Linked DNA regions of Homo sapiens: region 1 is linked to region 2. A link is an interaction called in ENCODE POLR2A ChIA-PET data of the cell type or tissue named here. Cell type or tissue: B cell. All regions are shown on one strand.

Region 1 (4,000 bases), 170 kb before region 2:
CCCAATTCAAATGATCTTAAACAAATGTAAGTTCCTCATCAGATAGGTGCGATCTACCTGATCTACTGATTTATTTAATGGGTTAATTCTTGGCTTTTTGTATTTTTAGTAGAGATGGGGTTTCACCATGTTGGCCAGGCTGGTCTTGAACTCCTGAGCTCAATGTCTGCTCCAGAGAATTTTCAATTATTGGCTATTATTCTCCTTATAATCATGGTTTTCATCTCTGTAGTCCACTGTATCCTCTCAAGGGATTTGAATGCTTTCCAGCAGCATTCAGGTGTGAGACCCTAACCACTCACACATCAAACAATTGCCGTCAGGATTAGACAACTAGAAGAACGCAACAACCCCACCACTCAAGCCTATGATGACTCTGCAACTGCAGATAATGATAACTACCTGACCTTACATTCCAATGCAACTGTTGAGAATGACAACATCTACACGATTCTTTGTTCCAGTAACTAGTCAATAATGGTAACCTGGTTACCGAGAGTAATGCTATACTGTTCGGTCACACTCTCAGCTTGCTGGGAGAATGACCAAAAGCGGGGAGCTCTTAGAGTAAATTTAAAGAGATACTAGGCCTGAAGAATCCCTGAGCAGACAAAACCAGTGAGGCTTCATAACGAGACCTAAACCTTGCTTGATTTGCAAACATAAGTGAAACTTGACTTTTTTCTTATAAATGCCTATATTAAGGAAAAACAAATCATAGGCTCAACCAGTCAGAAATAGCCAAAACAGTTATACTATATAACCAAGGACTTTCCAACAGGATAGGCCAAATAAGGCAATTGTATAATTGCAAACAACCAAATAATTTATTGATTTTGCTTCTGTATTTACCCCATAAATACTTGCCCCTGATGGCTTGCCGCCAGAACAGACCTCTTCAGTTTGGTGTTTCCCAATTCATCAATTGCTTCTTACTCAAATAAACTCAAAAACATTATTGCGCCTCAGATTTTTCTTTAACGCAAGGAAATAGGGGCCACACACCTGCAGCCATGAGGAATTGGAGTCTACCAACAACCTGAATGAACCTGGAAGTCGATCCTTGCCCCAAGCCTCCAGACATGAGTCCAGCCCAGCTGACACCTTGAATTTGGTCTTGTGGGACCCTGACCAGAGAACCAGCTGAGCCCACCAGGACTTCTGACCTACAGGCTATAAGATAAGAAATGGATATTGTCCAGGTGCAGTGGCTCATGCCTGTAATCCTAGCACTTTGGGAGGCTGAGGCAGGAGGATTGCTTGAACTCAGGAGTTTGAAACCAGCCTGGGCAACATATGAGACCTCATGTCTATCATTTTTTAAAAAATAATAATAAAATAAATGGGTATTTTTTTAGCCACTAGATTTTGGGGCATGTGTTATACAGCAATAGAAAATATGGCAGGCAAATAAACATACCAGGGAAACATAATAGAGATGCTGGGCAGTGCTGAGTATGTCCATCTGAGGTCTGTGGTCCTGAACGTAAAGTGGACCTAATCAGGTGATCTGTATCTTCCAACTGTGTGAGTGCAGGCACAGGGAGGTGGAGAAGATGGCTTCAGCAAAGATCCAGGTGTTTCCAGGCAAGAACAGCAGAAAGAAGGAGGGGCAAAAAATTGAAGGAAGTTGGCAAAGGAGAGAGTCTAATGAGGCATTGTAGAGTCTACTGTGTAAGGACGTGAAGATGCTGGCGGGTGGGCAGATGAGCCACAATGAGAAAGGGACTCAAGAGGTCCAAAGTGACAGGCCAGCTCTCTGGCTGCTGACATCCCAAGATGATGAAGGAGAAGGGCAGAGAGGAAGACAATGGGCCAGGAGCCAGTTGTAAAGGAGATGAAGTTCCCTGAAGCCAGCAGCTGCCAGCAACAAAAGATGGCGATACCAAAACCAGACACCAGGAGCTCCAGAGAGCAGGGCTGCTTACCAGAAGAGAGGTAAGCAAGACACTTATCCCCACCACCTGTCAAAGTGACCGCACCTGGAAACAGGCTCTGCAGGTGTAATCAAGTTAAGATGAGGAGGGCCCTAATCTAATGACTAGTGTCCTTATAAAACAAGGGAAAGTTGGACACCGGGAAACAGGAGACAGAGAGAAGAAGGCCATGTGAAGACGGAGGCAGAGATTGGAGTGATGCAGTCACAAGTCAACAAACACCTGAGGCTCCAGAAGCTGGAAGAGGCAAGGAAGGATCTCTCTCTGTTGCCAGGCTGGAATGCAGTGGCATGATCACGGCTCACTGCAACCTCTTCCTCCCAGGCTCAAGTGATCCTTCCACCTCAGCCTCCCAAGTAGTTGAGGCTACAGGCCTGTGCCACCACTCCTGGCTAATTTTTTGTAAAGACAGGGTTTCTCCATGTTGCCCAGGTTGGCCTCAAACTACTGGGCTCAAGCAATCCACCCAACCCGGCCTCCCAAAGTGCTGGGATTGTAGGCGTGAGTCACCACACCTGGCTGCAACCTTTTTTTTTTTTTTTTTTTTGAGATGGAGTCTCGCTCTGTCGCCAGGCTGGAGTGCAGTGGCACAATCTCGGCTCACTGCAACCTCTGCCTCCCAGGTTCAAGTGATTCTCCTGCCTCAGTCTCCCGAATAGCTGGGACTACAGGCGCCCGCCACCACACCCGGCTAATTTTTTGTAATTTTAGTAGAGACGTGGTTTCACCATGTTGGCCAGGATGGTCTCGATCTCTTGACCTTATGATCCACCCGCCTTGGCCTCCCAAAGTGCTGGGATTACAGGCGTGAGCCACCATGCCTGGCCTGCAACTTTTAAATAGTTTTTCCTGCTTCCCCTTACCAAGGTTTCAAAAATCTCAGGATCTAATCTCAAACCAGGTCCCCCAAAGCTGTTTTGAAGACCACGATGGGGCCAGTGAGGGCAATAACTGGAAATCCTCAAATCAGAAGGTATTGGATGTCTGGATTAGCAACTTGACCCAAAGAGAATATCTAACAATATATCATCTGCATCAAAACAAACTGGATTTACCACTCTCTTGTTGGAACTGCAGGGAAATCCTAAAAACATTAAATCACCCAGGGATACGTGGAAATTACACAATACACACTACTACTAATTTCAGATCTGTTGTTGATAATTTATTTAGTGTGCTAAATTTTAGTTGTGATTCTAGTGAAGATACGGTATTTATCAGGCATTTCATAGGTCGTTCAGTTTTCTGAATCTTATCTTTTATCAAGGATCTTCATCTGCAAAACCTCCCATTGTTTCAGCAACCTAACCCTGTGATTAGGAAGGGAATACTCTCAAACCAGAAGAAATATAACAATAAAACCCCAAACTACGACAGAAGCAATGTGGGTGAAAAGGGGGAAATTTTAGGGTGGCTAAAGACGTAGAATCCATGGCGCCCACTGGATATAGGGGATATGATGACATCTTACAATATTATTTGTGGTTTCTTCCCCTTCTCTCCTATGGCCTCAGCTTGAGCAGCCCAGCTTTTGCGCTGATGTCTCAGTGAAAAGATGCAACAAAAACGAGGGGAAACAGAAAGCCACTTCTGACTTTTGAATTTCAATCGCCTAGGCAGGCCCTTAGGAAAACAGAAAGGACTCCCAGTCTGGATAGAAGATGTGCAGGAAATATTCTGGATAAAGCAAGGCCTCGCACTGATTTCACCCCAGTTCCATGACATGAGCACAACTCGCAGGCAAGAGCCAGCGGGAACGTAGTGACAGCACAGACAGTGGTGGGTTCTGTCCTCAGGCACCTGAGTGCAGAGAGACAGCAAAACCCCCAAGTAAGTTTCTGAGACCTGATGGCAGTGGAGCCCCAGAACTATATCCAAGGCAGAGCCTTAGGAAGGAGACAAGACCCCCCAAAAGAAGACATGGCTGCAGAGGGTAGCCTATTGTGGAGGCAGCTTGAACCATAGACAGTGCCACACTTTCTCATGCTACTCCAGGGCATGGGAGCAGTAGAATGAACCCTGTGTCCAAGAGCAACTGAGAGGTAGCACACAGACACCAGACC
Region 2 (4,000 bases):
GTGGAGGTTGCAGTGAGCCGAGATCACGCCACTGCACTCATAGCCTGGGCAACAGAGCAAGACTCTGTCTCAAATAAATAAATAAATACATGCATACATACAAGCGCGCGCACACACACACACACACACACACACCCCAAAGAGTTTAGGATAAAACGGAGTACTTGCCTAATACCTCTGAAAAAAAGGTATACAGTTGACCCTTCAACAACATGGGTTTGAAAGCGTGGGTCTGCTTATACGAAGTTCTTTTTCAATAAAAGTTATACCAAGTGTGCCTGCCCCCTTGCCTCCCGCTCCACCTCTTCTATTTATTCCATCTCTGCCACCCGAGACAGCAGCCAACCCCTCCTCCTCCTACTCAACATGAAGACAAAGAGGATGAAGATCCACTTCCACTTAATGAATCGTAAATATTTTATCCTCCTTATGATTTTTTCAATGTTTTCTTCTGTAATCCCAGCTACTCAGGAGGCTGACGCAGGAGAATCGCTTGAACCCGGGAGGCAGAGGTTGCAGTGAGCCAAGGTCACGCCACTGCACTCCAGCCTGGCGACAGAGCAAGACTCCATCTCAAACAAACAAAAAATACAAAAAATAATGTTTTCTTTAATCTGGCTTACTTTATTGTAAGAACACATGATATAATACATGTATGTACAAAATAACATGTTAATAAGCTGTTTTATGTTATCAGTAAGGCTTCTGGTCAACAGTAGGCTATTACTGGTTAACTTTTGGCAGGGAGTCAAAAGTTATGTGTGACTTTCAATGGGGGGCAGTGGCTGGAGGTAATGAGGGGGACAGGGACTGAGGTGGATGGGACGTGGGGTGGTCTGTGCCCCTAACCTCCTAGCTGTTCTAGGGTCAACCACACATCCCTTCAACAACAACAAAAAACTAAACTAAAACCTGTATCATATGCAATCAATAAATGTTCATGACAATGTATCAGCCCTCACAATGTAACACAAAATGTTTCCAAAACATTTCATGAATTAGTATTTTTAAACTAGTACCATGTCCCCTCCACAAGTGTTATTTGTCCTTCTTTAGCATGTCACCTCTTAAAGTTCATTTGTATACTAAATGTCTGGTTTTCTCAAGATCTTTTGAAAATGAATCATCATGACCAGGGAAATCAGCACTGCACTAACTCTTAAGTCTTCAACTATGGAACACTAACACAGACCTCAAAGAATATACAGGTAGGTACTCTTTTTTCTTCATCTTTTAAGAGATAGAGTCTCAAAAAAAAATTGCCAGGGGCATTGGCTCACACCTGTAATCCCAGCACTTCGGGAGGCTGCAGTGGGCAGATCATGAGGTCAGGAGATCGAGACCAGCCTGGCCAACATGGTGAAACCCCATCTCTACAAAAAATACAAAAATTAGCTGAGTGTGGTGGCACGTGCCTGTAATCCCAGCTACTCGGGAGGCTGAGACAGGAGAATCACTTGAACCTGGGAGGCAGAGGTTGCAGTGAGCTGAGATCACGCCACTGCACTCCAGCCTGGCAACAGAGAGAGAGAGACGCTGTCTCAAAATAAATAAATAATAAAATAAATAAATAATAATAAAAAAAAATTTAGCCGGGCGTGGTGGCGGGCGCCTGTAGTCCCAGCTACTTGGGAGGCTGAGACAGGAGAATTGCTTGAACCTGGGAGATGGAGTTTGCAGTGAGCAGAGATCAGGCCACTGCACTCCGGTGTGGGTGACAGAGCGAGACTCTGTCTTAAAATAAAATAACATAACATAATAACATAACATAACATAACATAATTCAAAATAAAATATAAAACAAAACAAAATAAAATAAAGTAAAATAAAATAAAAACCAAAAATTTTAAAAAGGCCAGGCATGGTGGCTCATGTCTGTAATCCCAGCACTTTGAAAGGCTGAGACGGGAGGATGGCTTGAACCTAGGAGTTTGAGACCAGCTGGGCAAGATGGCAAGATCTGTCTCTTTAAAAAAAAAAAAAAAAAAAAAAAAAAAAAAGGAAGGGTGTGGGGTGGTTTGCTCTGTCACCCAGGCTGGAGCACAGTGGCATGATCATACCTCAAATGCTTTGAACTCCTGGACTCAAGAGACATTCCCAACTAGACCTCCCAAGTAGCCGGGACTACAGGTACACGCCACCACACCTGGATAATTTTTTAAACTATTTTTTGCAGCGATAGGGCCTCACTATGTTACCCAGGCTGGTCTCAAACTCCTGGCCTCAAGTTATCCTGCCTCCTGGCATCCCAAAATGCTGGGATTATATACAGGCAAGAGCCACCACGCCTGGCCATGCTCTTGATACTCTCGATATTAATATTCTTTGGAAAGGAAAAAAAGTCCTTATTATGTATAACCTCTTTTAAAAAATGGTTCCTAAAGGCCCTGTGTGAATAATTCAAGTCAATAGTTAACAAACATCAAAAACCCAAACAATCTGCCTATATTATTTAGTGAATTTTAAACTGGCAGTCATAGTTAACCTTCAAAAAACAAACATGAACCAAAAAACAAAAATTCACCAAAAAATTTCTAAAAGATACAAATATTTTCCTGCTTAGTCTGTCCTCCATTTGGCTAACTTTATTTTGCATTCCAAATCCTGCAGTGGCAAAAATGGCTGCCTTTTGTTTACTTCTGCCTGTACATTTACAGCATCACTCAGAACAATGTTAAAAAGAAACGTGCTTAGCTCCGGGAAACCAACAGTATCCTTGTACAGCTGCCATGCACTCCATTCATAATAGCTTTCTCACTGGCCTAGCTCCTCCCTTTGCTTCTGCCAAGACTCAATGGTCAATAGAAAAAATTTGGAAAGTGTTATGATCACAATAAAGAGGAATAAAACTATGCTTGAAAATTGCTAAACTTTTAAAGAGCAAAAAGTTATAGAGAACAACAATGCCTAAGCCTAATGCTGTTGTGAATACAGAATCTTTTCTAACACTAAGGAATCTGTGTTTCTAATTAGGCAGAAAACCATACACATGTAAGACTAAAATAAATATTTTTATCTCTAAAGACTCCAACTTATTGATACAAGCATTTCTCATTTTCAATGTTTTCCCATGTTAAAAATGAATAGTTTTATGCTACAAAAACAAGTATTCAATATGTGGAGCTATACATGTAAAATGTCATTATAATTTAAAAGGATGAATATTAACCTCCTGTCAAGAAGAGAGGAGGATACTAGAGCACAAGTCCAGAGACCTGGGCTCTAGTCTGGTGACTGACATTAACTGGCTATACAACCTCAAGCAAGTTATTTGCCCTTCCGGGTCTCTGTAAATGAAAGAGTTAGATCAATTTATTTCTAAAGTCTCTTAAAGCTTCAAATTTTAAAAACTCCATCTCAGAAACTTGAAGAAGTTTAACAGGTATAAATATATAGTGAAGCTTTTTTTTTTTTTTTTGAGACGGAGTCTCTCTCTGTTGCCCAGGCTGGAGTGCAGTGGCGCGACTTGGCTCACTGCAACCTCCGCCTCCCGGGTTCAAGCAATTCTCCTGCCTCAGCCTCCCAAGTAACCGAAATTACAGGCATGCGCCACCACGCCTGGCTAATTTTTTTGTATTTTTAGTAGAGAGGGGGTTTCACCATATTGGTCAGGCTGGTCTCGAATTCCTGACCTCGCGATCCATCCACCTTGGCCTCCCAAAGTGCTGGGATTATAGACGTGAGCCACTGTGCCCAGCTTATAGTGAAGCTTTTTTAAACGAAAACTCATGACTGTTTTTCAAAGACAAATCAGAAACCCATCCTTTTTTGTTTTTGGTTTAATTTTTAAATAAAAATAGAGATGGGGTCTCACTATGTTGCCTAGACTGGTCTTGAACTCCTAGGCTCAAGCAATCCGCCCACCTCAACCTCGCAAAGTGCTGGCATTACAGGATGTGCCACGGTGCCCAGCCGGAAACCTATACTTTTTTTTTTTTTTCTGAGATGGAGTCTCGCTCTGTCACCCAGGCTGGAATGCAGTGGTGTGATGTCAGCTCAC

The links. ChIA-PET counts read pairs that join two places held together with the same protein. Peaks named below come from ENCODE experiments on the same cell type or tissue, not always from the same donor. Only the 100,000 strongest peaks of a DNase experiment are listed, where the experiment ranks them.
Region 1: POLR2A ChIA-PET joins it to region 2 with 6 read pairs; 1 of 35 experiments calls an interaction of 5 or more read pairs at or near these places.

Annotation. Positions count from the first base shown.
Region 1 is chr11:119,387,972-119,391,971 of GRCh38, reverse strand. The region is part of intron 1 of USP2-AS1 (USP2 antisense RNA 1); the gene reads right to left. Among named protein-coding and RNA genes, the nearest start is that of USP2-AS1, 8.2 kb to the right of the region's middle. In B cell, CTCF peaks have their summits at 1,714 and 1,914; a DNase peak (open chromatin) is centred at 1,897; H3K27me3 peaks cover 277 bases.
Region 2 is chr11:119,221,185-119,225,184 of GRCh38, reverse strand. All of the region lies in intron 1 of CBL (Cbl proto-oncogene), which reads right to left. Among named protein-coding and RNA genes, the nearest start is that of CBL, 17 kb to the right of the region's middle. In B cell, no CTCF peak of the experiment used is centred here; no DNase peak of the experiment used is centred here; H3K27ac peaks cover 463 bases.